Linked DNA regions of Homo sapiens: region 1 is linked to region 2. A link is a contact called in ENCODE Hi-C or POLR2A ChIA-PET data. All regions are on one chromosome and are shown on one strand. The core of a region is the stretch at or near the end of the contact, and the rest is flanking DNA. Distances in the headings are between cores, read along the strand shown. Region 1 holds the start of LINC01085 (long intergenic non-protein coding RNA 1085). Region 2 overlaps LINC01182 (long intergenic non-protein coding RNA 1182).

Region 1 (5,323 bases), core at 2,799-5,298, 200 kb after region 2:
CTATGGCCTCGTGTAGAAGGGTTTGGCAGGCAAAATAACCTACCTATGATCAAGTACTCATAGCACAGGCAAGAAGCAAACTAAGAGTGAGCTTGTGTCTGGGTGACACCTTCATCATTTCCACCATCATGCTCTTGGGAAAGTATATGTTTTTTCTGAAGTACTTTAAAGGCTCATGTTAATTTTTTCTGTTTGACTTCAAATGACAAAAGAGTTAAGTGGTTTGAAATTATAAAAAAATACTCAAATGAATATATAGAACATTTTCTAGGAGTTAGAGCTGTACAAAGATGGAACAAGTCAGCACATCATAGATCAAAATTTAGTGAGCATGGTTTTGGGGAGGTGATAAGTCCTCTTAACTACAAGGATTCAAGAATGGCATGACATTCTTGAATGTCTGAGCTGGGGTAAGCTCAGAGATGTTTCCCCAGCATTGCCTTGGTAGATGGCTGGGAGAAACTTGAAAATCACAGGATCTTAGTGAGTCTGAGGAAGGCTTGGAAGAGTAGTCAACTCTTAATGGGACACCTGTCCCATTAAGTTAGCACAGAATAATTGAGAGGGAGGTGTTCTTGAAGACCTCAAATAGTCCAAGACCATTCTCAACCAAGGATGGTAGACTCTAAGAACTCAAAAAATATTTACTGTTCCTATTGTTTTTTATCAGCTGGCCTTTCTTTGAGAATATTAGGTGATGAAATGAAACTACTTCATGAATGCACTGTAACATAATGAAAATACATAGGCTTTTAGGATCAGTCAAAATTCATTTCAAGTTTTGGCTTAATCATGTAATAGCTCAATAGCTCAAGGAAAAGGGCTTAACTCTCTTGAGACTCTGCTTTTTCATCTGTGTGATGGAAATTAAGATTTGTCTCAGATGGGTGCTGCAAAGGTTTACCAAGGTGGCATGTAATACAACTAGTCTAGAGCCTCATCTCTGGGGTTAACACCCTTTGCCAGCCTCCATTGTTGGGCAGCTCCCGTTGCTTAAAATATCCATTTTTTGTCCTTATTTTCAAATACTATCTGCTTACTTAATTTCTGCTTCCACCAATGGATCCCAGATACACCATTTTTATTGTTCTCACTATGCAATAGAGCTGACATTTCTGCCTCAAGTTCCCATATAGATTCTTCATGTCAGTGGGGGCATAACAAATAATATTTGACCATGCCTGCAAATTAACAGTGAAGCCCTTTTACTTTGTATTTCTAGTGGTGACAGGTACTTAATAAATGCAAAGGAGTATTACATTCTATTACAGAGATGAATACTTGTTGGTGATATAAATGAATATTGTCTATATTGCATTTCTCCAATCTTAGAATAGCATTATAAAAGGATCAATCATTTTGTCATTATGGTCTTCTTTGGCTCCAATCCAGTTTATTGGATTCCTTTAGTTTCAAGTAACAATAAAATGAATTGCCTCTTATATTGAAAGGGAAAATACCATGTTTGAGACAGAATTGAGATTTTACGGTTTAGATAAAAATGAACCTACTGAAAATACAGGTTTCTTATCCATGGGCCAGTGAATTATATGTGAATAAAGTTTATTCCTTTTCCTTATTGAGGACTGATATTATGTCACTGGAATTTGGTTTTTGAAGATGAAGATTAGCGTTTTGATTCAGATATTTCTTGTATTTTGGAAGGAGGCAATAAAAAAGATAATCTATTCTAATATCTTTGATTTATAATAGAGAAACCAAGGTCCAAGTTCAGCCCTTAAAATGGCTTTTGTGTATGCGTTATCAAGCCCTACAATGTCTCCTTTAACTTGATCTAACAGTCACAATTATAGACTCATGAAGTTTTAAAACTAGTCTGGAACTTGGTGATTATCTGGTCATACTTATTTTACAGTTGAAAAAACTAAGAGGTAAATGGTTGTTCAAGGTCACACGGAGAATTACTGGCGGACTTGACAGCAATACTCAACCACTCTAGGACTTTTCCAGATTATCTCATTTCCTCTCTCTTTTCTTTTATTCAATCAATCAAACAAGCGAGCAACCACCTGTGTCTGAAGCTTCTCCACTGTACTAAGCACTACAAAGTAATATGGACAAATGAGGCAGAGAAATAAAATACTGTCCTTTCCACGGAAGAACTTAACAATCTTAGGAGACAAGATATCTTAGGGAACAACACAAGAAGAAACTGAGAGATGATAACATCCTATGTTCTTGTGTCCCTCCATGCCCCATTTAGACACCTGCCTCTGTGCCCTCAAAAGTCTCTGTTCTCATCTCAGCTTTAGCCTTTTTCTCACAGAATTGCAGTTGTTCACTTAACTTTTCTGGTTTTTATCTTTGTTTTTATTTCTTTGCCACTTGGCAAGTCAGTGCCTCACAATTTTCTACTCACAAACTTCAGGATTTGAAGCTACTAAAAATATCAAAATGTCAGAAATTCAGAACACTTTAGCGTAAAGAAATAAAGAAACAGCTTACACAACTCAATACATTCTAACACGCTTCTCCCATCCTGGCCTCTCTCCTACCCTTTCCTTCTGTCTTAAATTTGTAATGACATTTTAATTAAAAAGTTGATAAAAATTAAACATAGAAAATAAACCCAGGAACATTTAACATTTGTACATGGAGGCTGCATTTTTACTCAGATGGAACCTCCCAGCTTGAATGATTCATTTGTGGGAGTCATACACAAGAGTTGCTTGCAAGAGGATCTTATGAGTAAATGATAAGTGAAGTCATCCTTTTCAGAGAATAAGAAGAGTTATAACTGGGGTGGAGAAGCACTTGCCCTCATCTCAAGAAGGGCCCTATGCATGGCCACAGAAGTCTGAGGCCATAGCCCGTGATTTTGGCACTGATCATGCCCTCCCTGGGGGTAGCAGGAGCCATTAGTTCAATCCTAGCATTAACTTGACCATATTTGGATAAAACATCAGTATTGATCTTAAGTACTATTAGCGAGACCTGCCTATATTACCAGTAGCCAAGGCAGCAGAAGCAGAAACAGCTGGAAAAACTACAAATTGGGGCCATCAGGGGCAGATGTATCTTGGCACTCAGGGCTACAGAACATGTGGAAAGAGGCAGCAACAGCACCTCCTGTGATTTTTATGCAAAGATTGAGGAGGGACTCAGAGCTAGCATGTCAGTTTGTTACCCTTGTGATTTTCGTCCATGCTCTTGATTATTTTTTTTTTTTGAGGTTATATGTCCAGGAGACTCAAGAGTTATGGAAGAAAATAATGGAGCAAGAAAAGATGGAGCAGAAGAAAGGGAGAATGGCCCATTATTGGGAAAATTCTGTCTATAGAAAGAACACTGTGATTGGTTAAAACAAAAGCAGCAACAATAAAATTACCAAACGCCTCTGTGTTCTGGACAGTGTGCTGGACAGAAGGGACATAGAGACAGTGGGACAAAGTCATATAACTCTATTCATATCTTTATCTTAGCTCTTATATTATAATCATCTACTTACCTGTCTTTCTAAAAAGACTGAGCTCTTCTAAGGCAAGGATACTGTCTTTTGTATCTTTGTGTCTCCAATGTATACTGTATCCTTGCTGACTATGGAACTTGCTGTGCAAACTGAGACACTTGTGAGAATGAAATGGGTGCTATAAATGATTACTCCTGGGTGATAGGCACAAACCAGGACTTTCCCAGGCAAAAGGAAGAAGCGCTGTACAGAATATGTATTTTCAAAGATAAATGCACCTCGGGTCAATTCTTTGAACTCAAGGCAAATCTTGGAACAGCCTCTGAGCTAAGCAGCAATTGACAACGGAGAGCATTTTGACTCTTTAGTTTTGTGTCAGTTGGGGCATCTTACCATTGTGCATTATTGGGTTGTGACTGTGCAGAAACCCAATAAAAAAACAGGCATGTATGAGACTAGATGTTCTACAGTCATCCAAAGAATGACAAAACCGTTTCAAGAGGAACATGATAAGATCTGCTGGCAAGGATCTTTATTGGCATCCTGGGAACTTCTGGGGTGAATGTGTGTGCTGAGCTCAAATCAGAATATCTGCAGGAAAAAAAAAAAAAAAAAAGAAGAAGAAAAAGAAGAAGAAGCCAGACCAGGAAAGTGAAAGGAAATGGATATCGCTGCTGGAGGCAACGACTAATTTAAGCAGAGTAGGAGAAAAACTCTTTTTTTTTTTCCTTTGTGCCAGTTCCTTTTACACGACTTCAGAACATTCTATGACAACCCAGCGTGCAACTTGGCACTGTCAGAAGAGTCCTGGGAAAGAAAGGAAATGCGGTAAGAAATGGAAACAGAGTATTGTTGTTGAGAGCCTGGAGACCATTTGCAGAGTATTTTGCTCAGGGGGGAGTAAGAAAATAGGAAAAACCTTAAAAAAAAAAAAAGAGTAAACAGTAAATTTCTCCCTCATCTCCATCTCTTTTCACTGGAGGCAACAAGGAAAGGAATGAATTTTCATGTTTGTCTGGGATTCTTCCTATGTAGAAAACAAAAAAAGAACTCAGTCAGATAAAACAAAAACTTTTTCCAAGACTCATCGTGGAGGGGTGGCCTTAGTGTGAAATGATGATGCCCACTGATGGCAGAAAACCTCTTTTCTTTCTACCTCAGGTTTGGCCCAGTGCCCTTTGTCTAAGTCTCTTTTTTCTGTCAACAGAAATTGAGTCTGTAGCAACTATATGTAATGGTCTTCCCATGCCTTCAGTATTTCTTTTTTCATTTTCTTTCTTTCTTTTTTTTTTTTTAACTTGAAGTTCCGGGATACATATGCAGAACGTGGAGCTTTGTTACATAGGTATACGTGTGCCATGGTGGTTTGCTGCACCTACTGATCCATCCTCTAGGTTCCCTCCCCTCAACCCCCACCCCCAACAGGCCCCAGTGTGTGTTGTTTCTCTCCCTGTGTCCATGTGTTCTCATTGTTCAACTCCCATTGATGAGTGAGAACATGTGGCATTTGGTTTTCTGTTCCTGTGTTAGTTTGCTGAGGATGATGGCTTCCAGTTTCATCCATGTCCCTGCAAAGGACATGATCTCATTCCTTTTTATGGCTGCATAGTATTCTATGGTATATATGTGCCACATTTTCCTTATCCAGTCTATCATTAATGGGCATTTGGGTTGGTTCCCTGTCTTTGCTATTGTAAATAGCACTGCAATAAACATATGTGTGTATGTCTTTATAGTACAATGATTTATATTCAACATTTCAAACAGCACATTTGAAGTAGACATGGGAGAGTTTCCAAGAGACCACTCATTCATTGTAAAATAAATAAATAAATAAATAAAGGTGGTGGGGGGGCGGTTTGAGTGTCTTTTCTTTTCTGTAAAGGAATAGTA
Region 2 (5,356 bases), core at 2,540-5,039:
CTACCAACAAGATGATATGGCTTGTACAGTATTCTATTTTTATTTGTTTTAAGAGTGATTATGCTAAAGGGCTGCTTCAAACTTTTGCAGATTGAAGAAAGAGGATTACTTTCCTTGCCTGTGAATAGGGTTGGTTTCTCTAGAAGAGCAGAATGGAAGCACCTTCACCATTCTATACCAATGGAATTTCTGAGTGGACAAGCTGAAATTCAGTAATGTCTCCAAGCACTGTGGCTCTCCTTTCAAAATGAACTTCGAGGCTGCCAACCCTGCATGACATAGCCTACAGGCCACTCCACTCCCTCCCTGTTCTCATCAAACAAGAGAAGTTGCACAAGCTGGAGGGGCAGCTGGATCACAGTTTATGCTGCCCCCAGGATGCATCTTTCATCCTAATGGTGCTTATTCAGCTGTGGGGATGCATTGGTATCTAGCTGATTTTTGAAAAAGTGCAAAAGTCCATTTAAAAACACAACCAAATCCTCCTTTTGAGAGAGGCGCCTTGTGTGGGGGTGGGGAGGAAAAGGATGAGAAATTTTTCCGTCTTATTTTCTGATATTCTTTGCTTTGTAGGCGAATACTTACAGAGATGCCTGCAGGCGGTTTTCCAGAGTCCGTTTCTGACCAAAGTCAATAAAGCTCTTTCTCTATGTGGGAAGGAAGCTCTCTTTTAGACTACTTTCTTACTTTGTGCTTTCTTATGTAGATAAGTCATCTAAAAATCACACAGCCACAGGTCCTTATCTGTCAGGGCCTGGTAGCAGCACTAGTGGCATTTTTTTCATCCAATAAACATGAATTAAGTTATTTCTATAGTGCCAGGCACTGAGACAGCTATAAATTGGGGATAGAGGGATTCAGAGGAAAAGCTGCCCTTTCTATTTTTGTGTGTGTTTTCCTACTATGTGCCAGGTACAGTAACTTTTGTGTAATAGTAGTGAGAAAAAGCAATTTAAAAATCATTTCCATTTTATAGAAATTTAGAAGTGGAAACTCTGAGAAGTGAAATAATTTGCCTAAGATCATTCAGGAAGGTATTGAGTGTTTGAGCTGAGCTTTCTGATATTGGCCAGTAGAGAGAAGTGGAATAAAGAAGAAAGGGCACCTTGGGAAGAATTATTGGTATAACAAAAGCAGGGGGTGGTGATGGGGAGATGGGAGGGCCAGATCAGGTTCTGCAAAGAGTTTTGTGCATTGTCGTTTGAACCGTAATAAGAGAGAAGTTTGGATTGGGAGGAAAGCTTGATAACATGAAGCAAGGTTTGGAATATCAAGCTCTGCCAATGAAATTCATTCTTAAACACCTGGATTTATTCCTGTCAACAACAGTAATAGGTAAGACTGAGTTAATAAAGATAATCAAATAATCCATCAGTGATTTTTATTGTGTTTCTCCATGATAAAACCAGTGCGTACTCATTATAAACATTTTGGGAGTGTCAAAAAAAATAGAAAGAAAAAAATTGACCTTTGAGTTATTTCTCAGTGCAGCTACTATGCACCATTTTGTCTTTTTCCTTTAAGTTTTTTTTTCTTCCCTTCTAAATGCTTGGGTTGTTTGGTTTACATAATTATCAGTATAGTGTAAATAAAACTTAGTACCACTTTTCACTTACTTTGTAACATGTAACTTTTTTTTTTTACATGCTATAAGGTCTCTAAAATTTACATTTCATGATTATAATCCACTCATTGAATATACCACACTTAATATAAACAAGGCTTTAGAGTTGGATATTTAGTTGTTTTGTACTTTTCACACCTGATCAATAACATTTTGATGAAAATGTGCTTCAAGTTTTTCTAAAAATTCAAATAATTTATATAAGATGATTTTCCAGGAGTGCTGCTACTAAATGAAAGATCACATGTACTTTTCAGCTCTTCTGTCATAAAACCAATTTAAGTGTTTTGTTTTGTTTTGTTTTTGTTTTAGAGTACCAACAATTTGTCTGGTTATCTGCTAGGCTGACTCAAGAATCTTCATTCTAGTGAGATCGCTAAAAACAATATGAAATATCATAAAGTGCTGGTGATGAGGAATATTAGGAACCTGCGTCACGTATCATGATGAATCAGACTTTCTGCATCACGTATCGTGATGATTCATGACTTTCAGAGCTGGAAGGACCCTCAGAAAAGCATCCAGTCTTGGCCCAAAGCTGCAGATGGGCAAAGCATTTTACAGCAGGCAGCAAAGGCCAGGACAAAGCATGTATTGAGTAAATGGCAGAGCAGTTTTCAGATCTCTAAAATCATCACCTCTTGGTCATTTCTAGCATAAAAGTTCTATGGTACCAAGACTAGTCCTCTGGCTCTATCTGCTTAGACCTGGAATTCTTAGCATTTGATACAGCCCCATTTACAGGAGTATGGCACACTCCCTCAAATAAGTCAATCAATTCAGAGACAGTGTTCCGTCAGAATTTCCAATGGGAAGAGTTTGGTTTGCACCATGTTTGATAGGTTTGTTTTCCCACATATCCCACTCCCAATGTACCAAAAAATGTATCTACCTAGTCAACAAATACTTCTCCCTCTTCATGCTTTCCAAGCCTTTCTTGGGGAGATCACAGCCTCCCTCTATTCACTTCTTAGTAATCCAATCATAGTATCCCAATTATGACCAATAAGATATGAGGGGGAAACCTGCTGGGAAGCTGTTGGGAATACTTTTGTTCATAAAAAATTGTTACATGGAAAAGATATCTTCTTTTGCTGAATATTTTTGTGTCTGCACGTGGTGTCCAGAACTGCAGCAGCAACCTTGTGATCCAGAAGACAGTTAGGAAAATCTGTTGGGATTTCGTAGTAGAATAATGGGGGAAAAAACTGAGTTTCAAATGATGTCTTTGAGTTGATAAATTATATCTGAAGCCTCCCTACACCTCTTGTTATGTGGCAGAATTATTCCTCATTGTTTAAATGAGTTGATATTAAGCTTTCAATTATTTAAATCTCAAAGCATCTTTACTGCTATAGTATATGTGAATGATATCCTCAATCATGGGGCCAGCTCATCTAGATTGCCAGGGTACTGCATTAACAGCTTCTACTTTGGACAGGTGTGTGTTAAAAAATGCTCAGCTTTGCTCTCATCGCCTCAAGGAAATCTTTCTCATCCTCTGCCTAACCTTCAACTCCATTTGGTTTGGATGTTTCTCCTCTGAGCTTTCATAATAACCTCTTTGGTTTTATTGTATTAATGTTGTTTCTGTCTTCCCACTAAGCTTTGAGTTCTTTAAGGACAGCAACTGTTTTAGTCATCTCAGTAGCTCCACTCTTAGAATTCAAAATGGAAAACAAAATAAGTAAGTTATTCACCAGATTGCTGTGACTCTTTTCATTAAGGTATTAAGTGGTGTGTATGTGTGTGTGTGTGTGTGTGTGCGCGTATGGACATCCACATATGTGTTCATATCATTTTTATTAGAATTTGGTACCTTTACTCACTCATATGCCTGCTGTATTTTCTTTTCCTATCTCATTCACATAAGGCAGCATCTCTCATAAATGTAAACCAAACCTAGTTGACATGAAACTCCTATGCCCCCAAGGAAGACTTAAAACTGCTTGGAGTATCTTTTCTTGCTGGAAGGACAATTTGAAGAGTGTGTGGGTCATTGAAAGCAGGAGAGGGATGCCTGTTCATTCTGCTGAAAGACTTCTCATTATGCTACTGGCCACAAGGTGTCCATCTCTCAGTAGGAAGAATGCATAGCTTCTGGAGAGTGTGTCTTCCACCACCCCCAGCTCAAGGGACTTTGAGAAGTTGTTTAAGGATTGTGTAGGTGGCTTGAGACTCTATCCAAAGGAATAGGAATGTGTGATCTATAATAGTTACTCAATGACTAAGCTACAAGCATCACAAGGCCTGCAGATGACTAATAATTATTCTCATTCTACAGGGTATGGTTTGCAAAACAAAGTAAGCAAGGCCTCTGCTCTTTTGTCCTGTGAGTCATTCCTGTAAAATGAGTACCCTGGGCTCCAGTGGTAAGGTGCAGAGAGTACCAGGAATACTAGCTGGTATTTTCCACTTTTCTCCCTGCCTGCTCTATCCACCTATCTCCCCTACAGTCGCAGTCCTTTTGGGGCCACACTTCCCCTTGAAAGCCTTGAGGGGAGGCTGTGCTGTGCTGGGGTTAAGAATCCGACTTTGACTTCTAACATAGAGGCTCACATCTGGACTCCCTCATTCCCAGATGTGTGGCTTGGGCAAAAGACTTAGCTTCTCTGAGCTCCAGTGGTTCTCATTCTTAGGTGGAGATAATGAAGTAAGTTATAGAATTGTTATGGAAACTAATGGATATAAAGTGCTTAGTATACTGCCTTGGTGCAGACTAAGAGCCCAAGAAATGGTAATTATTATTAAGATTAGCTAAAAGTTTTCCTCAGGCTGTCTGCAAAGAGTGAAATAGCTGTACAATTTAGGGACTTTTTTAAAAAAAAAAACTTCTCTAATCTTTTGTTTACTCATCTTAAAAACCAATTATAATAATCTTTACCTTGCAGTTTTGTAGGCGAAGTACAGCAGGACATGGCAAAGTGTATGGCATAATGTAGTTCCTTTACACATACATATTTTTTCTTTTTTCTTTTCATGGTGGATGGAAGATTCCTTTGGTGTGTTCAAATTCCTAAAGTAGCTCTTTCAGGCCTTTATGGTAGAAGGTGTTAGTTCTTCAGCACTAACCCCAGAAGACTGGTTTCCTAACACTGGCATATACACTGATGCTGGGTATTTATCTGCCTTGGAAGATAAAAGGGGTTTGGGGTTTCTGAAAATGGCAGAGGCCTGGGCACTGTTGACATGTATTACCCTGGATAGGGTGTGGCCAGGTGCAAACCCACAGAGGCCAGACCCTGGGCAGTACAATTTAGAAGTAACATAGACAAGGTGATGTCTACAGGGCTCATTCCCAAATGTTCTGGGCCAGGAACTATGATGGTGTGCTTATTTAAGTGTAGAGAGGAGGAGGAGCCCCTCACTAATGACATCCACTGGGCTTCCTGCCATTCTTCCCACTGTGGGCTCACAGATGAACTTTACTCGATTTCGACTAATAAATGATGTGGCATTTTTTGGATGCTAATGTGGAATAAGTTCAAATTGAGTATATCTATAAGCAACAAGTAAGGTAGGGCCTACTCAGAAAGGCTTAATAAATGATAGCTAATATTATTCTTATTCTCTCTCAAAGAGAGATAGGGTTTCAGGCACAAAACTTGAGTGTGGATTTTGGAGTCAGAAGCAAGAATATCATTGTTGGCTCCATCAGTTACTGTCTTTGTTCTCTTAGGCAAGTCGTTAAACCCTCCCTTTGCTCATCTATATGGTTCAGATGTTAAGAGT

Evidence for each region. Hi-C counts contacts between places; a loop is a spot of excess contacts on that map. ChIA-PET counts read pairs that join two places held with the same protein, here RNA polymerase II (POLR2A).
Region 1: a loop to region 2 is called in a map of PC-3, with 10 times the contacts of the local background. The contact joins the promoter of LINC01085 here to the enhancer-like site in region 2. A Hi-C loop is called at or near these places in 2 of 168 maps with a recorded cell type or tissue (PC-3 and prostate gland). POLR2A ChIA-PET finds 5 or more read pairs at or near these places in 3 of 52 experiments (BJ, OCI-LY7 and PC-3).

What each region holds. Positions count from the first base shown.
Region 1 is chr4:14,107,920-14,113,242 of GRCh38, forward strand. LINC01085 (long intergenic non-protein coding RNA 1085) reads left to right here and starts at 4,049. Exons shown (of 3, transcript NR_033931.1): 1 at 4,049-4,258.
Region 2 is chr4:13,903,647-13,909,002 of GRCh38, forward strand. All of the region lies in intron 3 of LINC01182 (long intergenic non-protein coding RNA 1182), which reads left to right. The region is part of intron 3 of LOC107986182 (a long non-coding RNA gene); the gene reads left to right. Among named protein-coding and RNA genes, the nearest start is that of LINC01085, 210 kb to the right of the region's middle. RefSeq lists enhancers at 1,426-2,625, 3,320-4,519. Within about 2 kb of position 3,790, at least 7 of the 41 ENCODE cell types and tissues checked have a DNase peak (open chromatin) inside an H3K27ac peak, as active enhancers do; they include PC-3, where a contact is called at or near this core.